2 separate regions of the Homo sapiens genome follow, and region 2 is linked to region 1. The links are chromatin loops, found by intact Hi-C in ENCODE. Cell type or tissue: GM12878. All regions are shown on one strand.

The links. Peaks named below come from ENCODE experiments on the same cell type or tissue, not always from the same donor. Only the 100,000 strongest peaks of a DNase experiment are listed, where the experiment ranks them.
Region 2: a loop joins it to region 1, with 3 times the contacts of the local background. A loop is called at or near these places in 5 of 110 quality-filtered maps.

The regions. Positions count from the first base shown.
Region 1 is chr20:20,368,857-20,376,856 of GRCh38, reverse strand. It overlaps INSM1 (INSM transcriptional repressor 1), which reads right to left. Exons shown (of 1, transcript NM_002196.3): 1 at 5,908-8,000. The coding sequence ends at 7,057. Among named protein-coding and RNA genes, the nearest start is that of INSM1, 4.8 kb to the right of the region's middle. In GM12878, no CTCF peak of the experiment used is centred here; no DNase peak of the experiment used is centred here; H3K4me3 peaks cover 263 bases; H3K27me3 peaks cover 1,142 bases.
Region 2 is chr20:20,421,419-20,429,418 of GRCh38, reverse strand. All of the region lies in intron 37 of RALGAPA2 (Ral GTPase activating protein catalytic subunit alpha 2), which reads left to right. Among named protein-coding and RNA genes, the nearest start is that of INSM1, 57 kb to the right of the region's middle. RefSeq lists an enhancer at 2,871-3,030. In GM12878, no CTCF peak of the experiment used is centred here; a DNase peak (open chromatin) is centred at 3,657; H3K27ac peaks cover 261 bases.

The DNA of each region.
Region 1 (8,000 bases):
ATACTGCAATGATGGCAGTAATTCTGGAATCCCAATATAATCTTAGAATGTAAGGTCACATTTACTGCTACAAATAAGTTAAGGTAGGTCTAATATGCATTTAATTGTTTTTTGTCCTTTTTAATCTGAATTACCAAATTTTGAAAATACTGAGGGGAAAACATGGTTTTCTCTGTGATTAACAGAACAAAAAACATAATGTTTCAAAAGACACAATAAAGATCTATTCCAAACGTGAGGAAAACAGAATGTGTTCCTTTATGGTATAAAATATTTGATGAAATCTAACATGATTCTGTTCCAAATTGGGCACCCAGATTTGATTGATCCAGCCGCCTTTGTCCTGGGCAGTCTCAACCTGATCATTCTCATGCGCACCTTTCCTATTGGTTTCTGCCCATCTCCTAATAACAATCTCCTTGTAGCTGTACTCATAAAATGGTAAAGGCTCGTTTTACATACTGTAGTTGATAAATAGCAGTAGAAAAGAACTGCAATCGATTGATGTTACAAGCTTTTAAATGGCAACACTGGACACATGTGTTACAGCCTAACTTCCCCATCCTTTTCTGTTCTTTATGCTGGGAGGAAACTGTAGCCTGATGTTTTTTCCTCCTGTGGAAAGCGCCCTCCTCTAAAACCCACCCTTCCATGCTGTAACGCCTCCTCTGCATCCTATCAGATTTGACACATAATAGCCTCTTGGCTCCCTCTCTTCATCCTGTCACCGTCAGGTGTGACTGTCACCTGGCTGTGGTGTTTGAGAAGGGGGCATTGCATCAGGGCCCTGGTCTTGCACAACAGAGACGAAGCAGATGTTGCATTCAAATAAAAGGCCCTTCTTTGACGAGTGAAAGAGAAGAAGAATGAATTCAGGTTGACGTTGCCAGCATTATTGTCTCCCTGCTGCGCAATGCTTGGTCTGCTGGTTCAAACCACAGGGAAGGAGCAGGGGACGCCTGGGTTCTGATGAAGGGGAGGCAGCTCTGGGAAACTAGAGGCAAATTGTGCAAATAAGCTTCTCATAGACATTGGGGGAGCTGCAGGGCGTGCACATGGCATGCTGGAAACAGGCTCTCAGTAATCATGCCTTTGAATGTGTCCTGCTGGCAGTGAACATTCTGTAAGTTTCGTTTCAATGCGGTGAATGTTGAATGTTCTAAGGATGGTTTGTCTCCGTGGTGTGAGCTTATGCGAGGAACTAGAGAAAAAACGTTAGTGCTGATGCTTGTGTGGAAATACCACCAGGAAGACCACACAGGATAGAAATCTTCAAACAAGACAAACACGAAGGCGATCACCCCAGAACCCATCTGCTCAGCATATACACTGCCAGAAGGAAGCAGCAGGTCCTGGACATTCCACTTTCCAGATGCTACACAGCAAGCCCACAATCCAAGTATGCGGGGTACAAATGATGACGGTAGGGGCTTAAGATACGAAGGAGTGTGTTTGGGTTAGTGAAAACGTGTTAACTGACTCCATATCATATGCTCAAAGGTGCTCTGTGATTCTGAGAAGCATATCAAGCCTTAATAATGACCAAAAAGTAGTTGTGATTGGTAAATTTGTAAGCCAGTTTGATTATCTCATCTAGCTATGAGAAATCAATTCCCTTCACCCCAAAGGTCCATCGCACATCCCTTGCTGGGTTGACCCTTCTCATGAGGCTCTGTGACTTTCAAAACCCAATGTGGCCTGTGTTAATTTCCTCCTGCAGGTCCTCATGAGGGATGTGTCCAAAGAAGCAGGACTCAATCATCTTCAGAAAATCCTCTTGCCTGGGAAGTTGCCCTGATGACACCAAAACCTGTAGCTGGTTGTTTGCAAAAGGTGAGGGGATGTTGAAAAGTATTGATCTGTTTCCTTAGCAGTGTCAGAAGGAGGCTGTAGTTCCCCAGTCCCTAGTCATCGAGATCACTGGGCAAGCAGGTGCCATCCATCTCTGGTCCCTTCTTCCTGAAGAGTCAACATACCTGGCCTCACTTGGAAACCTTAGCTGATGAAGGTGCGAGGGGACACGAGGAACTCTAGGCTGCAGCCCTTCAGAGGATGGTCTTCTGGCTCTGCATGTTTGTGAAGAGTTCTTTATTCTAGGATCACTGGGCTCTTGGGGGACTTGTGACCAGGTCTCCTTAAGTTATAGAGCCACCTCCACTGCTGAACTTGTCTTTGTGTTGCTGATGTGCCTGCTAGTGACAATTGCCATATTAGAACCCAGGAGTCATGAGTTCACCAGACTTTCCCTATGAGTATTGGTCATTTAATGTTGCAGGCAGGCAGTAGAGAAACGATGTTTCTCCAATAGATATGATGGGATGGAACTTGAAGATGCCTTCAGCTGCTATCTTTCCCGCCTGGGTGGGATTTTGGGGCTATTTGGGGTTGTGTTGCCAAAAGACCCATGAGATGTTTCCATCATTGAAGATGAGAAGCTGAGTGTCTTTAGGTCGCCACTTTGAACTCCCCGCTTTGGTACCTCCTTGACGATTAAATGGAATCAAGATCCCTGCATGTTGCTATTCAGTTGGTTCTCACACTGGTATGTTTTGCCACCTGTGGATTTCTCTCTACAACTCAGTTTCCTCTTCGATCTCTAAATTCCATCGTCTGTAACTTTAACTACCAGAGCATTACAAATTCCTTTAGTCTGACCATCAAAGAACCGTAACTAATTCTAGCTCTGTAAGAAGCTAACTGGGGGACTCATCTTATCCCATATATGATTCCATAGACTTCGCCTTGGGTCTATTTGCCAGAAAATTTTTCTACAAGACCTGAATGTCCGTTCTGCAAAAAGCAAGTTTCGCTCAAAGTAACCCTGCCACAGGCCAGTGGGTATGTAACGAATCCTCAATGCCATGGAACAGTACTTCTGGCAAAGAGGAGTGCCCCTGTCTAAGCGAAAAATGCAGGTCCCTCTGGGCTCCTCACTGCCCTTCATCTCCTGGGCTCAGGAATCTTTCCCAAATGTCCCACAAAGGCTCCAGAGACCCTCAGGGCATCTGCCAGGAGTATGATCTCTGGTTTACAGATGAGGAGACTGACGCTTTCAGGAAGTCAACTGACTCAACTTCAGAAAGCCCAACCTTATATGAGGCCCCTGTCTCTTTTGCAAGACAGTTGATACATGAAGAATTCCTGTAGTGTTATCAGGTCACTCAGGGTGGTTAGGAGACGCTTCTGCTTTGTTTTGAAGACTCTGTGGATGGCTGTGGAGTTCAGCCCAACTGGGGGAGGAGATAGCTACTCACAGAGCAAAGGGAAGCTGATGAGAAATGTCACACCCTCCTCGGCAGCATCTGGGCACGGACGTGCTAGGCGCATCCACCTGTGGCTAGTGTTGCCCTGGCCGATGTTGCACACCCAGGTCTCTGCAGGACCCCAACATGCCGACAGGTGCCCTTGTGCAGCTGGAGTCCAGCCAGGCTCCTGGCTTCATTTCTGCTCTGCAAGATCTGGGTACTCCCAGATTGAACCCAGTGACAGGCCCAGGATCAGCTGAAAGGTGCGATCACTTAGTCCATGGTGCTACACAGAAGGAAGGCGTGCCTCGAAGCACAGGCCTCCGAGTGAGTCACACAAGTCAAACTCTTGCCAGTACAACGTGCCTGCTCCGAGGGCGGCAAGAACCCCAGCGTTTCCAGGCCTCCAGGGAAAAAGCAAAGCAGGCAACAGGGGAAGCTGCTTCGAGAGGACATAGTAACTCTGGAGAAAGGGCTCAACCAGCGTGGCGTGCAGCTGTTCTAGCCACAGGCTCATTGTGGAACCAAAGGAATGCTGAACAGCCTTTTGCTTTTTATTATACCACATTTGTATGGAAGTAGAGAAGGGTGAAGGCACTGGCAAAAATCAAATCTCTTCCTTTATTTCTTCCCTCTTTTAGCTCCTCCCTCCTTAACCTTACTACTTTTCCTGACCCCCTGGGCCTCTCACCACCAAATCCTTGCTGTGGGATGGTAGGGAATTCTCGGGCAGTTTCCACGGATGGCCTTCCCAGCTTGCAGCAGCCCCAGAACACACGGAATGCCTACAGCCTCCTTCACAGATTTGTTAAAAAGTGTGTGCGTTTCAACGTGATGTTCTCGAATGGGAACCTTGTGAACGTATTATCCAGGGAGGCAAGCAAAAGGGGAGAGAGCCTGATTCCCTTCCTATATTCTGCTAACTCATATTGTGTTACCGTGATAAAAATTGACCAAGTTTTTCTATTTCTACGCTGTTTCATTGCCTTCAACTCCATTTACTATACAGTTTCATTTAATATCTCACATAGATGTTTCGGGTTCCATTTATTCCATTGAAATAAATTTATACAGGGGATGAAGGAACATGTTTGTGAACAACCAAATTATATTTACCCTCATGAAGGTGGATCTTAGATGAATTCATGTTTTTGTGATTACAGACGAGAACCACAGTGAGCCCAACATAGTTACAAGCTACCATTCCTGCAGACGAGTCTGGACTCCCCATGTGCGGCCAATCTTCCAGTTTTTAAGGAAACTTTATTGCCACAGAACGTGCATACACTGACCCTCAGTTTGGGGTATCTTTTAATGTTTGGTGTAACTCAGAGAGAATATTTTCAATGCTCCCATTCTCCAGTATTACTGTTGCAGGAGGGGAGAAGCAGCAGCCATCAACCCACACATTTGAGTTTTTCTTTGTTTCGTTTAAAGTTTTTAGGATGTTATAAATGCTGCTCTGTCCCTGTGCTTTCCTATTGTACCAGCCCTGAGCTTTTTGTTCTTTTATTTTCCAAACTGGTAAAATATGTAGTCATCAGTGATAAAAAGCTCCATGCAATTTGTCCTGGAGGCAACTTACCTGTAGAGGTTTCTCCTTCATTGTTATTCGAAGGCTGTTTCCAGACCCTCACAAAGGGAGGAATATTCCACATTCCTGCTAGCTGAGCCTGCTAGCTAAACCCCGTCCCACAGAAAACTTGAGGCTCACAATCTGAAAATGATCTCTTTCCTCAGTTTGTCCTTCCAAGTTCCTCATGGACTGCCCTTCCCAGCCTCATTCCAGCTCTTCTTTGGAGATGCAAATCCCTTTACTGTGCAGATTTCTAAAATCTCTTTGGCAGGCAAATGTTAGCTTTAGCGGACCTCAGGAAAAAAAAAAAGGCAGCAAAAACACACAAAAGGAAGGGAACACACACATGCACAATTGTGAGATTTAGCACAGCTCCTTCATGAGATGTTTCCAAGACAGAGGAAAACAACCCAAAATATTCACTGGTGAGAGTCAGAATTGTTCTTGAAAGAGCTGAGTGACACATAATGGAAAACATTGTAATTACCTGTTATTAAATTTAATACCCCAAACAGATGGTGTTCCATTTTCCCCCCAAACAGACTGCTCACCTGATTGGAAAATTATTTCTAAGCCCTTGCCCCCAGTTGCTTAACTTCCCATTGCATCCAAATGTGAATCGGGTTGCTGCCCGTGCTTTGCAAATCTGACGGTAAAGTCATTTCTCCTTTCTTGTCGTGAACAAAAACTACCCACTTTATTTATCTGAGGAATTACTATCACCCTGAGCCCCAAATTTTTGGGAATGAAGGACTTGCTAAATGAAAGTGCAGTGCAAAGAACAGCTTCTTAGGGACACTGATCTAGATTTCTCTGAAAAGATGCCCAGGGCCTTCATTCTAACCCGCCTCCTGGCACATTACTAAGGACCCCAACAAGGCTTGTTTCAGCCAGCCGCTACCAAGGCTATACCCTCAGGCTGCCAGAAGGGCAGAGTTCCGCAGCTGAGGTTCAGCTCTGAAAACCCACCATCCTGGTGGTTCCCTTTTTCCTAATAAAAAATAAAGTTACATTTTAAGAAACCATCAGAAGCTCTATTTTAAATTCGTCCTGAAAGCATGTGATGCAGAAATCAGGCCACCACACTTTGACTTTGAAAATATTTTATTTGAATAGTAAATAGTTATACAGTTGAAACAGTTCTATTGAAGCTTTCTATAAATAGCTAACAATTAAGAAAATAATGTATGTAGAAAAGAGATTGCATTTAAAAGTAAGAGCTGTCGGTTGTACAAGGGCCCTGGGGACCCTCGAAGCAGAATAAATGATAGGTTGTCTGTAATTCACTCAGATAGGTATAAAAGTTAAAACTTTAAGCAGATCCCTTTAGAAAAAGGCTCTCTTCTAAAACGCACAGTGGAATGTCAAGAGTGGCAGGGTGGGGAGGGGGCAGCGCGCCAAAAAAATCTGCAATCAAATAATATCATAATCTTCATAATTAATATAAATAAATAAAGAATAAATAACAATTACTCATAAATCAACATATACATTTAGAGGGAACTGATAGTCCTACCTCAACAAAGATGATCAAACCAAAAAGTCTTACGTGAAACACTGAGGCAGTTACTACAGCATCTTCGGAACACTCCCTTCCCTCCCCCCACAAAACAATCCCAGACAACAGTTCAAGGCATTTGTGGCTATACTAAAGAAAACTCTTTTTTAAGCAATTTGATTTGTTCACATACAAAAAGGTAAAGCCAGACTCCAGCAGTTCACAAGCCATAATAAAGCTAATCGTGTGGGAAGTTCAATTTACAGCCTGTGAAATATAAAGGCATTTATTCCTCAAGATTCACCCAAAACAACCCGTACGCTACATACATAGAGAGCAGAGATTGGTAGGCGAGGCGAGACCAGACCGCATTTCTAGACCATGAACACAGCGAATACTAGCAAGAAAAAAAGCTTCTCCCCGCCAAGGGGAGGCTTCCAACCACGAGACAAACGCGTACAGCTTTTCTCCCTTGTACAGAAAGAGACTGACTCCTGTTGCGCCATGGGGGAGGCGGAGGGACACAACGTAAAAGTGGGGGTTCCAAAAGGAGTCAAAAGGAGAGTATGGGGTTACCGTCACGCCACACCGAGAGAAGCGGAGACGACACTTTCACCCGGTGGGGGCGGGGGCGAGGCTCCCCCAGCGCGGACTCGGGTTCGGGGAGTGCAGGGCGCACTCTCTTTGTGGGTCTCCAAGCGAAGGCACAGTTCGGGGGCCGGGGTGGAGGGCGCGCTCTAGCAGGCCGGGCGCACGGGCACCTGCAGGAGGATCACCTGTCTGTTTTCGGATGGGTGGCACTTGTTGATGTGCCGCGTAAGGCCGGGCGAGCTGTAGAAGGTGGCCGGGCAGTACTTGCAGGGGAACACCTGGGCGGCGTGCAGCAGGCGCAGGTGGCGCTCCTGAGCGCCCTTGCTGGCGAACGACTCTCCGCACACTGGGCACAGGTGGCACTCGGCGGACGCACTCAGGCCCAGCACGCCGGCCCCCTCGCCGTCGCCGGCCGCCTCCTGGGGCGCCTTCTCGTCGGGCCCGGGGTACAAGGCCAGTAGGTCCTCGGCCGGGGGCGCTAGCGGCGCGCCCTTGGCCTGCAGCGCCTGGTGGTGCGCCAGCAGGTGCTTGCGTAGGTAGGCCTGGCGGCGGAACTTCTTGGCGCAGTGATGGCACTCGTAGAGCCCGTCCTCGGAGCCCGACTCGGACACGCCGCCGGGGCTCGGCGTGTCCCGGTCGCTGCCGCCGCCGGGTGCCTCCCGCGCCTCAGCCCTGGCTGCTGCTTCTGGCTCCGGCGCGCGGGCGGCGGCGGGCGCGGGCCGCGGTTTGTGCCAGCGGCGGTGCGAGGCCAGGTTGGCCGGGCAGCTGAAGACCTTGGCGCACTCGGGACAGCGGTACTCCACACGCACGATGCGCGAGCATTTGTGCTGCGCCAGCGCGAACGGGTCGGCGTACTCCTCCTTGCACAGCTGGCAGATGAACTCGCCCAGCGGCCGCGCCGCGCCCCCCGCGCGGCCCCGCGGCGCCTCCACCGGGCCCTCCTTGATCTTGAGCCCCAGCACGGGCGACGTGGTCACCTCGTCCTCGAAGTGCAGCTTGCGGATGGCCTTGGGCTTCTTGGCGCCCGGGGCCTTGACTGCCTTGGCGGGCGGCTCCGCGGCGGTAGGGGGCGGGGGCCGCTTTCCCGGGG
Region 2 (8,000 bases), 53 kb before region 1:
TTTGTGCTACTCTTGGTTCTGGGGGGAGAAAGAAGAATCTAATTTATCTATCCTTATTCTTCCTGTTAGCACCAAACAACAATGTTTGTGGATTAATTTAGCACTGAACATTGCAAGCATCTTAAATAAGTTTGAAAGATTAAACTGAGACAGCATAAGGGAGTAGGAAGAGGCCAGCATGTGTAACAGATCGCCCTGGGTTTGAGTTTCAGCCCTGCTCATTGCTAGCTGGGTGGTCTCAGAGCATCACTTTTGTTGCCTGTCTCTGCTTTATCATATGTGGTTTGAGTTTTGCAGGAGGACCCAATGGGCTCTTGGCTACAAAGAGCTTCATGAGTGGCAGCCAACTGCACCAACATTGGGTAGCTTGTTTTTATTTCATAGAGATTGTCTCTTTTATTCTAAGTGAGATGTTGCCCCAACAGAACTCAGGCTAATTATAGTGTAATCTCACTATGATGGGTTTTAGAATCCTCCAATATACTATAATACTCAGTACAACATTTGAATATTATAGGATCAAAGATTTAGAGGAGGGCTGAGATGCAAGGAAGTACTTTCCTTACATCTGAGGAGAGAATAATGGATATGTAGGAGGCACTTAGTAAATATCAGATGGAAGGGTTGGTGAGTAGATGGGTGAATGGGTGGGTGGGTGGGTGGATGGATGGATGGATGGATGGGTGGGTGGGTGAATAGATGGGTGGCAGGCACAATAATGGGAAGAAATGAGGGATTGAGAGAAGATGAACCTGGGCTCTCTGATGTGGATGGGCCACCACATTTGGGATCATGTCCAGCCTCCTGGCCTTGAGACCAGTGATACAATTCTGCCTCACATATGAATTGTGAGGATCATCTCCATGGCTCTTCAAATAAAATACAAAATGGCTCCAAAGGACATTTTCCTCATCTGGGTCATGTCTCATGCCATTAATATAAAACTGCTGATTTAATGGAGCTGCTTTTGATCTATCAAGAAAAGACGTACCGAATTCAATTTGGCTATTTTTTTTTCTAAGAGTAAGTGTCTTAATTTGCAAGAGAATGATTTGATTATAATTTTAAGTAATACTGCAGTTATATTTTTAGTCACGAAGATGATATCAAGTGACTCTATGAGGCTTAAATGTGGAAAGTCCCAGAGAATTGTGTGGGTTGGGAATTTTATCTTTAACAGCACTGGGGGCTGTTTCTGTTATTTGTATATTTTATGAGTTTAGGCAGAATAGATGGGATCTGTTACAAGGAATTTTGCATATAAAATATAAAAGCAGACAGTTTTCATTGAAGAGTAAAGTAGAATTATCCCAGAATATAAAGACATAAAAAGTTAAGATAAACACCCATCATTTTTTTCTGAAATTTTATTTTTAAAGCATGTGTTATTATGAGAGAATTTCTAATTCTGATCTCTCTTCTGACTGCAGCAGACTTTTTAACCTGAATTCCTTCTGCCTTACTCTTAAAAGTTGAAAAGATTTAGGTACTCAGAGGTACCTGCTGAAATGGAGTAGAAATGTTGAATCTGTTGTTCAAATGTCAGATTCAGGAAGGACCAAGTATCTGCTCTGCACTTGATGATATATGTTGTCCAGCTACAAAAGAAAACACCCCTTACAAAAAAAAAAAATCTTTTTTCCCTTGCACAATCCATCCTGGGCCAGATATAGTCATAGCTCAATAGAAAATTGCTTTCCTGTTACTGGCAACCTGTGCGGTCACTGGTATGACAGTGCCTCACGTCAAATTGCAAGCCGAGGGGCCACTGCAGCAGGTGCATGGTAACGGTGCCCAGGAGCACTGGAGGACATGAAGGACACACAAGGCACCCAGTGCTGTACACCACCACTTGAAACGGGGCACCAGGACCAGGGGCAGGAAGACAGCAGCCCCTGGGCTAGCCGGTCGGAGGGAGTTCTAATGAAGGGATGAGTGACAGGGGAAGAGACATCTGCATGAATAAGTGCAGGACGCAGGGCTGATGTGCTGTGCTGCAGACGCTCCCACCCCGCAAGCAGAATGGCACACAGATGGGATTTAGTGAAACTGTCACTCCCGCCTCTGCTCTAACCCACAGGGATTTCTCTCACTGGCTTGTAAGAGCCAAAAATACTTGAAATGCAAGTATTGAAGTTTAATTTGCAGGAGAAAACACAGTAAGTTTTCTTTCACCTGAAGTTGTTGGATAATAGAGTCCCAACTGGAGAGAGTGGAAGAAGGGCTACAATTTACTCCTTCAGCTTTCTATGAAAACAGCAGTGAGTAGATGGAACTGGGTCTTCTGCTAGTTTTGGCCTCACTAGTCTTTTCTCTTGTTGGGAGAATTCTGATCATAAGAGGCAGGGCCGTGACTGAGAGCCAGGCTCTCAAGTCAGGCTGCTGGTAGCATCTGAGAGAGGTGGAACAGAACACTTTTCCTCACTGCTCTTCAATTTCCTCCTCTACAAAAAAATTAGGATAGTACAAACCACAGAAGGAAGTTGTGAGGATTAAATGAGATAGAGCCTATAAAACTTCAACCCATTAAAAGCACTTGATCATTTTCATTGGCATCTTTATTTAAATGTAATCTTTGGTTGATGCAGCATCAGCAGAGGTGCCTGGCCGGGGGCTCACTTATGCTCAGGATGTAGTCTGATTCACCTGCTGCAGACGCCACACCTGAAGGGCTGTCAGAACAGGGACTTTTTCCTTTGAGGTGCATTCGTAAAAGGGCATCCCGTATGCTGTGTGTTGCTGATGATCTCTGAGATTATGTCAGTGACGATGCCTGAACTTCACACTTGAGCCCTGTTGCTTCTTAAGCCTTCCTCTAAGATCATTACAGTGTTTCCCTTCCTCACCCCTAAGCAGAAGCATCACAGGGCTGTATGACCACCTTGTGGGGTTCTCAGCCCAGTGCCCTTCAGCCAGAGACTCGTTAGCAAACAGGTGGCTTCACTACCCCACTCAAACACGTAGACCTTCATCAAGACTCATTATTTTCAACAGAGCTATATGTGTATATTTTTTTCTTTACACAGCCTAGAACCAGATTAGCAGAAGGTGTAGAACAGTACAATTGAGCCTGTTATGAAACCAGAGTAAGTCATTCCAGCAGCCCCTGGGAATTTTCATGACCAATCTTGACAGCAAACATAAAAATTTCAAACCACACTATGTAAGTCACTTATATATACTTCCTGATCATCTTTATTTTTTTTAACCTAACAGTGAACCAAATGTTAGAACAGATGTAAAAGGAGTAAAAGAGTTGCTTTTGCCCTGTGGCTGCTCAAAACTACTTTCCATAACATTAATGAGACCCATATTCTCCACGCTCATCTGGTCATTCTGGTTTGCACAGGACCAGTGTCTGTTGAGGGGCCCAGCCATGCCTACAGATGGAGCAGCTCTTCAGAGTGCTGCAGATAAAGACATGCTCCAGGGCCGTTTGTTGTGATGGCTCAACCCTTGTGTCCACTTAGTGTAGCTTCTTCCTAAGTGAGCCAGTTGCATCACATGCTGTTATTAATAGCCAGAAATCAGTTGCTTTTAATATTAACTGGCCAACATACTTTTGCTACTTCTGATCATGAGGGAGCTTTGTGTTATTAGAATTCCCCCAAATTTCCAGTGAGGTTTCAATAATTGTGGCATTATTTTTTTTGCTCTGATAGGTCTGTGGGGTGTATTGAGTTTCAAGTGTGGGTCAGCAGTAATATTTATCACTCAGGTGTGCTTTGCAACCCAGCGTACCACTCAAGCAGTCTGAATCGGCCAGGAAGGCCGCTTGGCAACCTTCACATCAGCTTCTTTCCTCATTTTGTAAGTCACTTTCATTTGGTAAACCCCTAACTTTTCTTGGAGTTTCTTCTTGACATCTGATAACTTGGTATCAGATGAATATCTTCCTGGAAAACTGAGATGCCTTTAAGCTATTAAAATTATTTCATAGAAGCATAGAAATACTATTTTCTGCTTCCAGAGGTAGTGATATTTATTATTTTAAAACGCACAGAAGAAAAAACAAATAAAGCTAAACTTTTGTAAATACCATGAAAAGGAATTATTTCCCCAAAATTGCTTTCAGAAATGAAAAACGAAGAAAATCTGTACACAACTTGGTGCAAATACTTTGGACCACAAAATTCAGTTGTGTCGTGCCTGAGCCTAGTCTGATTTCACGTGGGCCTAAGAGATTGTTTATAGGTAACAATTAAGAATGTCTCAAAGGAATGGATAACCAGAGTATCTGCTATAGATGTTTTCTTATACTTGTCAGTTTCATTTACTTGTTATCTATCGTATATCATATATCATGATCCTATTTAATTTCTAGAATCAACCTAGATATGAACTATTCTGTAGGCCAAATGAAAGTCGCTTTTGCCTTCAAAATAGAATGGTCGAAGAGTAAACATTGGATAATTCAATTCAAATTATGTTGCACTAAATAGTACCTGTAACGTATTTTATTTAATAATATTTTTTTCTCTTAGAGTCAGTGATGATAGAAACAGAGTTTACAATTCATGTGTGTTGCTCTTTAATTGTCTACTCTTTTTATACTTTGCCACAAACAGGATTTAAGACATTTAGAGGCAGTTCTGCATTTCTTCTTTTTTTTTTTTAATTATACTTTAAGTTTTAGGGTACATGTGCACAACGTGCAGATTAGTTACATATGTATATATGTGCCATGTTGGTGTGCTGCACCCATTAACTCATCATTTAACATTAGGTCAGTTCTGCATTTCTAATTATTTTCCGTTTTGTTGTCACTTCATGGATATTAAATGCCCCAAAAATGTCAGCAGTGGTCCTTTCTATATTAAGGTTGGGAGTACATTTTTTAGCTTCTAACATATGATGTCTTTAGGACGAGTGAAAATCTGTGAAAGAGAAACACGGTTCAAGTGACATTGACTCCCTTCCTCCCAGAAATCAAGTTATTGGCGTCAGCATGGCAGAACTCAGGGCTTCTATTGTTCATATTGATTCGTCACTTTTTCTGTCGTTTTCATCATTGAAGTAGCCTGTTGAATCTTTTCTCACTCAATTTGACAGCACTTTCTCTAGACTTGAAATAGGCTGAATGACGAATTTTCTTGTCACTTACATTTTTACTGATGTGAGACTTTGAGCGACGGTGTCACGGGGCATTTTCTCACTTGGTGATTTGCAGAAGGTGAGGTGCACTGGGAGAATTGGAGAAGATGGAAATGGAAAATGCTATAATTAAGGATGTGCTCCTTCACAAATCAATCCCCTGGGAAGAACTGATTTGAACATTTCTAATAACAGCATAGTCCAAATCCGTTGCATGTGTGGAGCGCCTCGGATTCTAGGAGGGAGACCTTCAGCTCCCTATGCCGGAAGGACATAGGAATATGAGAACAGACCATCTCCAAAAGTCTGTAATTTAATAGCCTGAAGAAAATCTTTTTCTCATTTCCATTTGCTCTTATCATTTCCTCAGAATTATTCTTAAACTTGGTTATATGGTATTTTCTTCTTTTTGAGCAGTAGTGGACTGTTTCTCTCCAGGAGTGTATCATTAGGGTTTGAAACTTAATCTAATATCTTATACCTCCATGTGTTTAATTTCCTTTTCCAAAACATCCATTTTATTTGGTTACATTGTTGAGTAAAGTCATCCTCTTTACCTGTTACCAGGCTGTGACATTTACTTTCAATGATTCATTTATTTGTGGCCTTAAACAGTCCTAGAATTTAAATTTACATTATATTGAAAGAGAGATAAAATCTTGTGAAAATGATGTATGGCTTTAGGATGTAACTGGCATCTGTTCCTGTCTTGCTCATTATGGAATTTTATCCATTTGTTTAGTTATTAAATGCGACCTGAGCCCACCTGTGGAGCATGTGCCTTTGAGGCAGGTACCAGGGAAGTGCATGGGAGCTGAGGCTCTGCAGGAACCCTGCTGCTCCTCCTTCCAGATGCTTCTCCCTAGGATCTGGGAAATGGCTGTCTCCCGCTCCCTCCATATCCCTTGACTGTTCTTTCACTTCTGCCCACCCTCTGGTGGGGGTGGGGGTGGTTCCCTAACATTGCATTCTCCCCTTTTCTCCTTCAAGCTCATCTCCAAACCCATGACTCAGCTCTTCAGCTCTGGCCAGGCCTCTCTGCTGAGTCCCAGTCAGCACTTCCCTGAAGTTGTCCCCCAGGAATCCCTTGGGCTCTTCAGACTCCTCCACTCAACCCTGCCCTCCTCCTCAGGTCCCTTTTTGTCCCACCCTCCTGGTCACTTACACCTTGATCCCAGGGTTATGTCCAGAATCCATCTCCATCTCTTACCATTGGTGAGCACCCCAAGTCCAGCTGGGTCTGCCCTGCATTGTGCCGCTTCCTCCCCTGCATTGTCTCCCTGCCCCATTATCTCTCAGGCATAGATCAGGTCCTGCTGTTCATCTGTTTTAAAACCTTCGGAGATTCCAAGTTGCCACAGGCTGGTGTTGCTTCTTCCCTTCTGTAACCAGCCCATTGCAGTCTGACGAAGACCCACTCCTCATTCCCATGAATCGCTCCACCCACCAGCTTCCTAGAGCTCGTTGTCCACTTGTCTTTCCATATAAGCTGTGAATGCTGTGAAGGACAAGACTATGTCTTTTTCATCCTCCAGCTGCTAGAACAGTCGCGGCACATGGTCTTCTGCTCTTCCTGTGTCTTCCATGCTTAAATGATTCAGCCACTATCTGCCTGGAGGGCTTTTGCTGTGCCAGGCCATCCTGCCATTTGTTCTCTCATGTGTTCAGTGAAGATCTTTTTATTAGCAGGCCTTCCTCACAGTACATAGTGTGCACTGCGTACCACTAGGCATTTTGGGGGGCATTTTTTTTTTGAGACAGGGTCTCATTCTGTCGCCCAGACTGGAGTGCAATGCCATGATCAGAACTCACTGCAGCCTCAACTTCCCAGGCTCAAGCGATCCTCTCACCTCAGCCTCCTGACCAGCTGGAACCACAGGCACGTGCCATTAGAGACAGGGTCTCACTATGTTGCCCAGGCTAGTCTCAAACTCCTGGCCCCAAGCGATTTTCCCACCTTAGTCTCCAAAGTGCTGGGGATTACAGGGGTGAGCCATTGCACCCAGCCTGGGGGCATTTATTTTATTGAGATATAATTCACAGACCATAGCGTTCACCCTTTTAAAATGTATAATACAATGGTTTTTTGTATATTCACTGAGTTATGCAACCATTGCCACTTCCAATTCCACAACATTTTTATCACCCCAAAAAGAAACTGAATGCCCATTAACTGTCATGCCACATTCTCCCCTGCCTCTGGCCCCAAGCAGCCACTGATTTCCTTTCTGTCTGTATTAATTTGCTTATTCTGGACATTTATATTAATGAAGTCCCACGATATATGGGCTTTGGCATCTGACTTCTTTCACTTAGCATAGTGTTTGCAAAGTCCATCCGTGTCACAGCAGGTATCAATACTTCATTCCTTTTTATGGCTGAATAATATTTTATTATATGTTATATTACATTTTGTTTATCCATTCATCAGTTTGCAGGCAAGGGGGTTGTTTCTGGTTTTTGGCTGTAAATAATAATGCTCCTATGAACATTTGTTGGCAAGTTTTTATGTGAACATATATTTTCAGTTCTCTTGGGTATTGAACTTCTAGGAGTAGAATTGCTGGATAATATGTTAACTTTTTGAGGAACTGCCAAACTGTTTTCCACAGTGGCTGCACTTTGTTTGTTTGTTTGTTTGTTTGTTTATTTTTGAGACAGAGTTTCGCTCTTGTTGCCCAGGCTGGAATGCAATGGTGTGATCTTGGCTCACTGCAACCTCCGCCTCCCGGGTTCAAGCAATTCTCCTGCCTCAGCCTCCCGAGTAGCTGGGGTTACAGGCATGGACCATCACACCCAGCTAATTTTGTATTTTTAGTAGAGACAGGGTTTCTCCACGTTGGTCAGGCTGGTCTCGAACTCCTGACCTCAGGTGATCCGCCCACCTCAGCCTTCCAAAGTGCTGG